Regions from separate parts of the Homo sapiens genome. Here region 2 is linked to region 1. The links are chromatin loops, found by intact Hi-C in ENCODE. Cell type or tissue: OCI-LY7. All regions are shown on one strand. Each heading gives the region's core, and the rest is flanking DNA. Links, peaks and the distances in the headings are about the cores only. Region 1 overlaps LINC03033 (long intergenic non-protein coding RNA 3033). Region 2 overlaps PRKCH (protein kinase C eta).

Region 1 (5,385 bases), core at 86-5,085:
TTAGATTTCTAGATTTGTTTATATCTGCTACTTTATATCCTTTGACCCATATCACTGCATTTCCTCTCCTCCCCTTGCCCATAGTAACCACTATTTTACTCACTGTTTCTGTATATGAGACCTCTTTTTAAAACTAATCCACATATACGTGAGATCATGCAATATTTTTCTTTCTGTGTCTGGCATATTTCACTCAGCATGTCCTCCACACCCATCCACACCCATTCTTCTTTTTTTCTTTTCTTTAAGGCTGAATAAAATGAGTTTAATATGGCCTGGCTTTCAAAGAAATGGATACATAAACAAAGAATTACAATATGATGTAATAAAATAAAACTTTATATTTTATAAACAGTAAGATCGTTGCATAAGAAAGGGAATGATCAAAATGTAAGTGGGCAAAAAGGCTTCCTGGAGTAAATGGAATACGAATTTGGCTTTATGAGATGAATAGGAGTTTGTGAGGTGGCTATGTGTGGGAAGGGCATTCCAAGCAAAGGGAACAAGACGTGCAAAGGCAAAGACACACAAATGACTACCATGTGTCCTAGGCACTAAATGTGAGTCAGCACTGCTGAAGCAAAACGTGCTCTAGGAGGCAGCTGGAGAGGAAGGCAGGGCAGCAGTCAGTGGAGCACGATGCATGGAGGTGTGTTCCAAGTAACCTAACAGCAGGAGCAGACTGAAGATGATTTCTTTTCTGTTTTTATTTTGTTTAAATTAAATTAGAGTATCTATCCCTGTAAAAGTTTCATCAGTTCCATTCTCATATGAATTCTTGAGTGGGAGGGACAGAGGCATTGACTTCATCATGCTATGAGTTGAGCATCACCTGTGTCCCCCGAGGGAAGTGTGTCATACAAGTGAACAGTCTTTCATGGCATCATGGCAAGGAAAGGGAGTGCTGCCTACGGGTTGCAGAGAGACAAGGGGTTTAAAGCGGGAGTATATGTTGGTCAGATTCACGTTTAGCAAGATCCCCCTGATAGCACTGTGATGAACTGTTTGTATTGGATGGTGGGAGGCATAATGGGTTAGTATTTTAGGGCTTCTAAACAAATTGCCACAAACTAAGAGGCTTAAAACAACAGAAAAATTATTTTCTCATCATTATAGAGACCAGAAGTCTGAAATCAAGGTATCATCACACTCCTCCTGGAGGCTACAGGGGAGAATCCTTCCTTGCCTTTTCAAGCCTCTGGTGGCTATTGCCAGTCCTTGGCTTCCTTGGCTCGTGGCCACATCCATTCATTCTCTGACTCCATCTTCATATTGCCTTCTCCTCTGTGTGTTTGTTGTGTCCTCTTCTGTCTCTTAGAGGGACACTTGGGACTGGAGTTAAGGCCCACTGGGGAATCCAGGAAGATCTCATCTCAAGATCCTTAATTACATCTGCAGAGACTTTTTCCAAGTAAGGTAGCATTCACAGTTTCCAGGGATTTGGACATGGATATATCTGTGTGGGGACCACCATTCAACCCATCACACAGAAGAATCTTATTTCTGAACCTATGATCAGCAAACCAACTGCATTAGGATCTCATGGAGTGCTGCACTTTATGAGTTGCACACTACTAGACCGGAGATGCGGACTCAGGAGGTGTCAGCCAGCCACCATGAGGACAACCTTGTGATGAGCGTGGGAACTAGAATTAGAATGATCAGGAGTCACTAGTGACTTGAAAGTAGAGATGAGGAGGATGAGGTTGAACATAATGACTTCTGGGTGTCATCACGGGACAACTTACTGAGATGAGAATGCAGGGAGAAAGCATAGTATCCTAGGAATCTCAACAGTTGGAAAGACTAGTGAGATCATCCTGTCTAGCCCTTACACATGATTCAGGATTTCCCTTTTTGGTATCCTTTACAAATGATCATGCAACTTTGATTTAAGCAACTGACTTTACTGAAACCAAAGTTGCATGATCATTTGTAAAGGATTTGTCTGACTGTCTTGTCTGTTTCCTTCACCAGCTTATAAACTGAATGAGAAAAGAGGCCACGTTTCTTGGGTTCACAGTTATTTCCCCAGAACCTGATAGAGTACCTGTAAGCATGAAGGTTCTCAATATGTATTTTTTGGGGGGACTTTTGGTGGTGGTGGCTGTTGTTAAAACTACTTTATTGAGATATGATTGTCATACAAAAAGCTGTACATATTTAATGTATACAGTTTGATGAGTTTGGAGATGTGTTCACCCATGTAAATATGTGTTTTTGAATGAATGGGTGAATGAATGAGCAACTTTGGTGACAGGAAGATGTAGAAACTAGGTAAGAATTAGAATGGTTAACAAGAGTTATTCCAGTGGTTACTCTTCCATTTGGGGCAGCTCTAATTTCATGTTCCTCTTTATACAGTTGCTTATTTTGTTCCCTAGGTCACTCAGAGTGAGTCTAGCCCTTCCTCTATGTGAAAATTTATTTCAAATACAAAGAGAACTGTTGTGCTCCCTAAGTCTCCTCCTCTCTGGCTAAGTATCTTCATTTACTTTAACCACATGGCCTGTTTTAGTCCTGTTTTAGAAATGCATCACAATTCTAGTTGTTCTCCTTTCATTCACTCAACAAATATTTATGAGCATCCACTGAGTGCTCTGTACCAGGGCTCTGTATGCAGTAGGGGGAAAAAAGAGACATGCACTTGCCTTCCACCTCATCAGTGTTCCTCTGAAGTTATTAAACATAGCAATCCCCAGAACTAAGAAAAGCAGATGCCCCTTCCTTTGTACTGGGTATGTTCTCTTTTACTACTACAGTATATCTAAATAAGAGATACTGGTTCTTCCACTTGCTTTTTTGCAGTACTAGATGTGGTATTTCTTGTTGTTTGTACAGCCATGGACCATGAATTAAGTGTGACTTTTCTTTTGGGTACAAGAGCATATATACATAGAAGGATATAGATGGTATGCACAACACAACCATCTACATTCATCCATCCCTTACAAATAGAATACGTGTTTGCACTCTTTGATAAAGGTAATGCAATGCTCAGAAAAGCGCCCCAGCATCTAGAGGAGCAGGGTGTTTTTCAGGCATCTGTGAGAAACAGATGCTCTGTCAAGCCAGGGACAGGGGCTCAGGTTACATCCTGTGTTCAGTGAAGCACATCAGAATCATTTGCCTAGTACAGCCTCAAGTAATTGTTTTATTTCTTATTCTTCTATTATTTTATGCATTTTTTCTACTTTTAATAATGAAATAAACCCATAATAAAACAAAAATAATTCAACAAAACTGATGGGATTTTTTTTTTTCATTGCAAATGTCTGTTTAACTAATTTGTTCACTAATGGAGGCTCCCAAGCTTCAGAAAAGATATTCTCCTTTAAGGGAACACAGATGTTTGACTTAAAATTCCATATTTGTGACATTTCAATATTGGTATCCTCATTTTTTTTTTACTAATGAAATTGTAAGAAAACAAAATCTGCTTGTCCTACAGCAATTTGGCTGTGATTCAAAAACTTTTTATTAAAATGAAGTAATATGTTCTGCAAATCTAATTGCAGAGGAATTAGACACACTAAACCAAATAGTCATCTGTGATACAAAATGAAATAAACTAGAGAAAAACCATTTCAGGAAATAGACAGTAGAAAGAGGTTCTAAGGAATGGCTGTCTGCTTCTATTGTGATCATTTCTGTGTTCAGTTTTGATGTTTTTTAATGAAATATTTTAACCTTAGACCTCATTTTCTTTATTTTCCTTTTTGCCCTGTCTTATGGTATGATCAGACCTCATTTTTAAATGACACATTTATTTCACTAACATTGTACTTATGTAGTTGAAGTGAATGGATTAGGATCATTGACCAACTTAATTGTATATAAATGCAAATGACAATATATCTGTTGGAGTTATAATAATGGTTAGAAAATAGGGAAGAATGACAAGAGAAGTTTAGTGGAAGGTGGGTATGGACATAACGAGAGTGCATGGGTAAAACTAGCCAAAATTGTTTGGCTGCTTTAATTTGCCTCAGTCTTCAACTTTAAATAAGAAGATTTAATCAATTAGATTACTTGCAGTATAACTATTTCAATTCTCCAAACACCATTAGGTTATCTGTTCTTCGGGCCAAATTCAATGCCACGTACAAGGTAAATGCTGAATATTTGCAGAATGAATGAATGAACTAATGGACAAATAAATGCCACACTTCTTCCTTTTTTTTTGTCTTGATAGGAGTGTAGGTCAGTAAAGACCTCAAAGTTCTGATGCCTGTAATCGAGATACAAACATTTGACTCAACTAATAGAGAACTATCTTTTGCATTAGAGTTATAAACAGAACACTAGATGAATTTTCATATTATTCTTCTCTAGTAAAGACATTAGGTCACAATTAGCATTTACTTGAAATGTTTGTATATTTAAATTTCTCTATATATTTATATTATTAAATTGTTGTGACTAGAATGTAGTTTTATTTATAAATGGTTTCCAAACTATACTCTAGCCATGATCAGTTGGATAATTCAGTGTTTTTATAACTGATACCAATCATTGCAAGTTATTTGAAATCCTGATGATCCTCACGGATAGCTCTAGTCACGTCCCACACATACTTCTAGCCCAAGATGAACAGGTTGCAACAAAGATGTGTTTGTGCACGCATGTATGTGTATATGTGTGTGCATGTGTGTGTGTGTGTGTGTGTGTGTGTGTGAAAGCATTGTGGATATTTTGTGTTTGCTTATTTTGTAAACACAATATTAATCTTTGCTTGTCAGTCCTTGAGGATTTTTGCACTTTCACTGTTTATATAAGCAACCAAATGAAAATAAAAAGTCAACTTGACCCTATAGAATAGGCTGTGGTGTATTCTGAAATAACATTCTTCTTCAAACTTTCTCATTAATTGCCAGCCTGCTCAGCGACTGCCAGAATATGATTAACCTTCTTAGATCAGTTCCCACTGTTGTGCAATGCATTCTAAAATATAGCAGCAAATGAATATATGATGTCACAGAGACAAAAATTCTGCAGGTAAAAACTAGCATAAAGCAGATAAGCATTCTCTGGCTGGGATACAGAGTTTTCAAACCTCTTAAACCTTAAAACCTTACTCTGAAAACACTACATACCAGATGTAAACTGCCCAAACTTGTTTTTGAACGGATTCATTTTATGTCCATAGAATTTAATGCACAGATTCATGTTCATGCAGTTCAATTCATAGATTTTTAAACTGTTTCAGTACTTAGCCCATTGATTGATCTAAGAGCCTAGATATTAAAATGAAGTCTGTTGTTCTTTTTATTCATTAAAGACAAGAAAAGACTATTTCTGTCAATGGTTATTGGATTATCCTACTTGACTATAAACAGATCCCTCCCCTACCATGCATGTGCACAAAAATTACCAGAGCCTTTC
Region 2 (5,385 bases), core at 229-5,228, 92 kb before region 1:
ACATCTTCCAATGATTAACCAGGATGAGTTTAGAAACTTTTCCTATGTGTCTCCAGAATTGCAACCATAGCCTTATGGGGAGTGAGAGAGAGGGCACGAGAACCCAAAGGGAATAGAGATTCTCCAGGAATTTCCTCTATGGGACCTTCCCAGCATCAGCCTTAGAACAAGAACCTTACCTTCAAGGAGCAAGTGAAGAACTCTGTGAAGGATGGAACTTTCAGATATCAACTATTTAGAGTCCAGAGGGAGCCATGGCACTAGAAATAGTTGATAATGAAATGAGATTTTATGAAGTATACCGCTCCACCTATGAGCGTCTGTCTCTGTGGGCTTGGGATGTTAACAGGAGCCAAAAGGAGGGAAAGTGTGAAGAATAAAGTAGATCTGAGAAATTCTGAGCCAATCAGGCTTCTTAATTCAAGAGACAAACCAAGACGTTCTGTCAACTGTGCTGTGCTCTTCTTTAAGCCAATGAACCCCAATTCCTGGCAGTCTACAAGAAGTCTCTTAATGCTAATGAAGAATTTAAAGGTCTTTTTAAGGAAATGAAGGGCTTTCCAAATAGAATGATTTACTCTGAAGAAACAAACAATGGTATCTCTGAAACTCACAACCTAAAGCCCAATCTTGAAAATATGTTGTGCACCAAGACGACTGCTTCAGCTTCTTCTCTTATCCTTACTTTCTTTAATAGATATTTATTAAACTGTCCAGTGAAAAGGTGCCACAATGCCCAGTATTGTAAACAACAGGTTTGCATTCATGAAGCTTTCATTCATTCTGGAGTCTACTAATTTACCTGAATGGTGTTTGCATTCTGTGAAATGCCTCTCCACGTTGCATATGTCACACTTTTGTCTGCACATAACTCTTTTTTCACAAGAAGGGTCACTGCCACAACAGCACAGTCAGCGGGTGAATTACAGGTGCCTGCTGCCTGCCTACCTGGGTAATCTGATCTTGTCTGTATCGCCGTGTGCTCATCACTGAAGAATTGCAGGCCACTCATGTCAGTGACCAGATTTGTGGCTTATAAACATTAGCAGTTTATTTATGTTTTAAGATGCAAAGATGTGTGTTTGATATTCACTTTAATAATTAGAAATGGATCTTGTAAACAGGGCATATATCAAAGATGACCTTATAATATGTACCCGAATATACAGTTCAAGAATTTTGTCTGACTGGAAATAAATGCATTTTGTAGCAAAAGGAAGTGTTTTGACTAGAATGATTTGTCTCCTTCCCACTAAGACAGTAGATTTCCAATCAAAATAAAACCTTGAGCAGAATGGGTAGAACTCAACTCACAGAAAATTCCTGAGAGGAGAGGTTGATGTAAGTTCTTCTGTGATTCTCTGAAGTAGATGTGGCCTGTCTCTTACTGACCAAAACTTCTGTCCTGAATGAGGGTGATGACTGCTAAGCATAGCTGTAACAGACCAACCCTCAAGATCTCAGGGGCTAGACACCATAAATGTTTATTTCTCATTCACATAAAGTAGCATGTAAGTTCAACAATCTTCCTCCATCTTATAACTACACTATCTGGAAAATGTAGCTTTCCAAAGTCTCCAGAGCAAGGAAGAGACATGGAGGGGGCGCCGGCTGCCTGCCTGCCTCTCCTAGGAGGGACACACCTCACCTCTTCTCACAATGACTGGCTAAAACATGGCTTCCCTCTAACTACAGACGGGATAGGGGAATTATAGAGCAGCTGAGGAGTAGCTGGCTAGTACTGACAGTCTCTTCTCTGTCATAGGTTCTTTTTTTTGCATTCCAATGCGAACACTTACTTTTGAATGAATAGAGTAGCTAGGAACTTCCCTTTCCATTTGTGTAGCACTTACCACTCATAGTCATCACTCTCACCCACATCATGCCACTAGATCTTCATGACGTGCCCACTATTCCCACTGATGATAGTGTGAGTACTGCAGTACATACTACAAATGGCAAGAGAGGCTCAGAGAAGTTGAGTTCATTGGTTTCCCAAAGGGTTCAGGCTTGGTAAAGAGTAGATCCAGCTCTAGGGTCTAAATCTTTGATGCTGTAGTCTGGGAAAGGGAAGGATCATTCTGACTTTGGGACTTTTTTGGCCTTCATAGCTCCTCCACTTTGGGTCTTCTATTGCTCTGTGGGATTGATTAACTTTTTGTTATGGTTCACTCCACTCTGGTAAACAACCACGAAAAATAAAGCATGCCTCCTGTTTCATTCACAAAACTCATTATCATAGCCACGCAGAGCCAAAACACTGTCTTTGGTAAGTCTGTGATCACTCAGCAGCTTCCTTCTTCACAATTGCTTCTCAAGCCCACTACCTGGGTTCCCCAGTTTGGGTTGAGTCCATTCTTTTGAGGCTATTTATTCCATGCCTATCAGGTTATTCAATAGCTAATGTTTATATCTGAGAAGAGAGAAGATACACAGGATATTTACCTAAAGCTCAAATGAGTCTTCAATTCCTGGTTACAATTCTACTTCACATCTTTCTTCAGTTCTGCTAGACCTGGCATCCCCTTCCAAGGGATCACAAGGCTGTCTTGCCCACACTTCCTGAAGAAGGCTGGCACAGAGCAGGTAGCGAGCCATTCAGGCAACTGGGCCAGAGTCCACTGGGGCTGCTGGGTTCCCTCAGCACAGTGGGCAGCATGGAGGTCAAGACGAGGTCACATTGGGACCTTTCACTCCCTCAGGTCCATCTTAAGACATCGTCAGGCCTTATCATCCCACTGTCCTTCCCAGCCAGTCCTCATCCCACACCCATTTGCTCCTGCTCTCCCAAGCTATTCCACGGTGACCTAACTGAATTAGACACATGGCCTTGAGTGTTTGAAAGGACAATAACTTCAAGCCTTTGCTTTGGGATGTGGGTCAGCCTTTGACTGCCAAAGTTGCTTTCACTTAATGGCTAACATGTTGCATGTTTATTACATGTGAAGCCCTGTTCTAAATACTTTAAGTGTATTTACTTATTCAATACCCCCCATGAGGTGGGTACTCTCAGTTTCATTGTACAGATGGGGGAAAGTGAAGTACAAGAGATTAAGTCACTTGTCTAAATTCACACAACTAAAGCAGTGGGGTTAGGATTTGGATCAAGCAGTTTAACTCCAGAGTCCCTACTTTTAGCTCAGTTCAGTGAGGTTCTTCTATGAAAGCGAATTCTATTTTTCCACCTTTGTGGGGTTGGCAGGAAGCACCAAGATAAACTGCCAGCTGGGCAGGACAGTATTAGCCCTCCCCTGGGTAGAACAATTTATCAGCAGTGGGACTGCATGATTTGCATATCAAGGGGCTGGAGCTGCTAACCCCAGTTCTTGGAACTGGGGCAGGCCAGGGTGATGCAATCAGGACTTCAACCTCCCTGAATAGGGGAAGAGGAAGTAGTCTGGTTCTCTCTGAATCCCGTGAGCCCCATCTGAACCCCTGGGGTAACTTCTGAGCCTTGGTGGAGTTTCCAGCCCTTTCTCCCCTCGTAGAGGAGCCACTTCATGTTTTAGTAACTCTTCATCACCCACCCCGCCAGCTCATGCAGCAGCGTCAGGAAGAAGGTGCGCAGCCTGGAACCTACCTTGGCAGCTGCATGTTTACAGCTATGAAGCTGAGCTGGTGTAACATGTTAGCAAAGAAAAGAGCAAAAATAGACCAGGCACGGTGGCTCACGCCTGTAATCTCAGTACTTTGGGAGGCCGAGGTAGGTGGATAACTTGAGATCAGGAGCTCAAGACCAGCCTGGCCAACATGGTGAAACCCCGTCTCTACTAAAAAATTACAAAAGTTAGCCGGGCGTGGTGGTGGGCGCCTGTAATCCCAGCTACTCAGGAGGCTGAGGCAGGAGAATAGTTTCAACCCTGGAGGTGGAGGCTGCAATGAGCTGAGATCACGCCACTGCACTCCAGCCTGGGCGACAGAGGGAGACCCTGTCTCAAAACAAAACAAAAAAAAGCAAAGCAAAAATAAAAGCATCCCATTTGTCATTTATTGATCTTAATTGAATCCTGACCTCAGATGATCTGCCCGCCTCGGCCTCCCAAAGTGCTGGAATTACAGGCATGAGCCACCACACCCCGGATCTTAATTGGGTACACATTGCCTTGAAAATATTCCAGCCACGGATTTGACCATTTCACATGCCAACATGATAAAGCTGTTCATTATTCCCAGGTTTGGTCATCCTGGTTGCTTAATCTAGCAATGTTGACTTAAAATGACTAGACAGCCCACAGTGATTGCCCCCGGCTCAGGGTCACACTGGGCCCTGTAACTTCTCATTTTACATCATCCAAGGATAAGACTCCAGTACAACTGTAGTAGATGTTTGTGATGAAAATGAGCCCTTTGCTGAGATGTTCCTCTGAATTGAGTTGCAAGTTGGCCAAAGCTGGCCAGAGTGCAGCTGTAAAGGGAGCTTTGTAGTCTCCTTTTGTTCCTTTGTTGAATTGTAACCAAAGCTAAGGGAGCTACCCTGGGCTTTATCCCGTCCCCACCTCTTCACCTCCACTGCCCTGCCAACTGTTCTTTCCCTCCTCCTGCTTCCTGGCTCTTTACTCCCCTACCGAGTACGTCGGTTCTGCACTCTCTCTCCCTGCACCACTTGATTCTTAGAGCCAAACTGTTATATAGCCAGTTTTCCAACCATCAAGATGGCATAAAATTTTGATTTGCATATTTATTTTATAGGCTCTTTTAGAGCCCAGAAATGGCAGTCACCTTTCCCATGTGTTTCTGCGTCTTTGGCATCACCCTGTGTCAGCAGCACTGAGTGCCTAGGTGAGCCACCCTACCCTATGCTGCCCGTGCAGTCTAGGGGGCAAGATGTCACATGGGTAAGAGCCCTGGCTGGTAAGAGTAGTGGGCAGCCCTGGGGGCTGAATCCACACTTACTGAATGTTCTTGAGAAAAGCTAGTTCTTTCTCCAATTTCAACTTTCTCATTTGTGAAATGGGAGTGAGCATAGCGCCTGCCTGCCTTCTGTTAATACTGCAGGGATTAACTGTGATACATTGTCAAGCGTTTGCCACAGGGCTGGGACACAGAAATGCTCAATCGATGTTGGCTATTATTATCGTCAGCTCTCCCACAGAGGGCTAAGGGAAGGTTGCTTGTGATGTCCATCTGAAAATGGACAGAGAGGGACACTCGTGCTCTCCATGATGCCCATCCCTTTGGATGCCGATGCCATGCCACTCCAATTTGGAGGGATTTCACTTTTCTAACTGGCTGCAGAACCTCCTCAGGAGACCTTATTCTTTTCCTAGGATGTTTTGAGTCCATCCTGCCCCAACTGACATACAGGTTCAGCCTTAAGTTTGATATTCTGCTGCTCTCCTTTGAGGCCAAGAAATATCCACAATTTTCCCAAATGGCTTTTCTTAC

Evidence for each region. A loop is a pair of places that touch in the nucleus more often than their neighbours do. Peaks named below come from ENCODE experiments on the same cell type or tissue, not always from the same donor. Only the 100,000 strongest peaks of a DNase experiment are listed, where the experiment ranks them.
Region 2: a loop joins it to region 1, with 9 times the contacts of the local background. A loop is called at or near these places in 6 of 110 quality-filtered maps.

The regions. Positions count from the first base shown.
Region 1 is chr14:61,641,947-61,647,331 of GRCh38, forward strand. The region is part of intron 1 of LINC03033 (long intergenic non-protein coding RNA 3033); the gene reads left to right. Among named protein-coding and RNA genes, the nearest start is that of HIF1A, 51 kb to the right of the region's middle. In OCI-LY7, for the core only: no CTCF peak of the experiment used is centred there; DNase peaks (open chromatin) are centred at 605, 2,575 and 3,055; H3K4me3 peaks cover 2,164 bases; H3K27ac peaks cover 3,501 bases.
Region 2 is chr14:61,549,762-61,555,146 of GRCh38, forward strand. It overlaps PRKCH (protein kinase C eta), which reads left to right. Exons shown (of 14, transcript NM_006255.5): 14 at 1-1,215. The coding sequence ends at 70. Among named protein-coding and RNA genes, the nearest start is that of PRKCH-AS2, 7.0 kb to the left of the region's middle. RefSeq lists enhancers at 2,148-2,658, 2,659-3,168, 3,063-3,112. In OCI-LY7, for the core only: no CTCF peak of the experiment used is centred there; a DNase peak (open chromatin) is centred at 3,330; H3K4me3 peaks cover 1,548 bases; H3K27ac peaks cover 3,232 bases.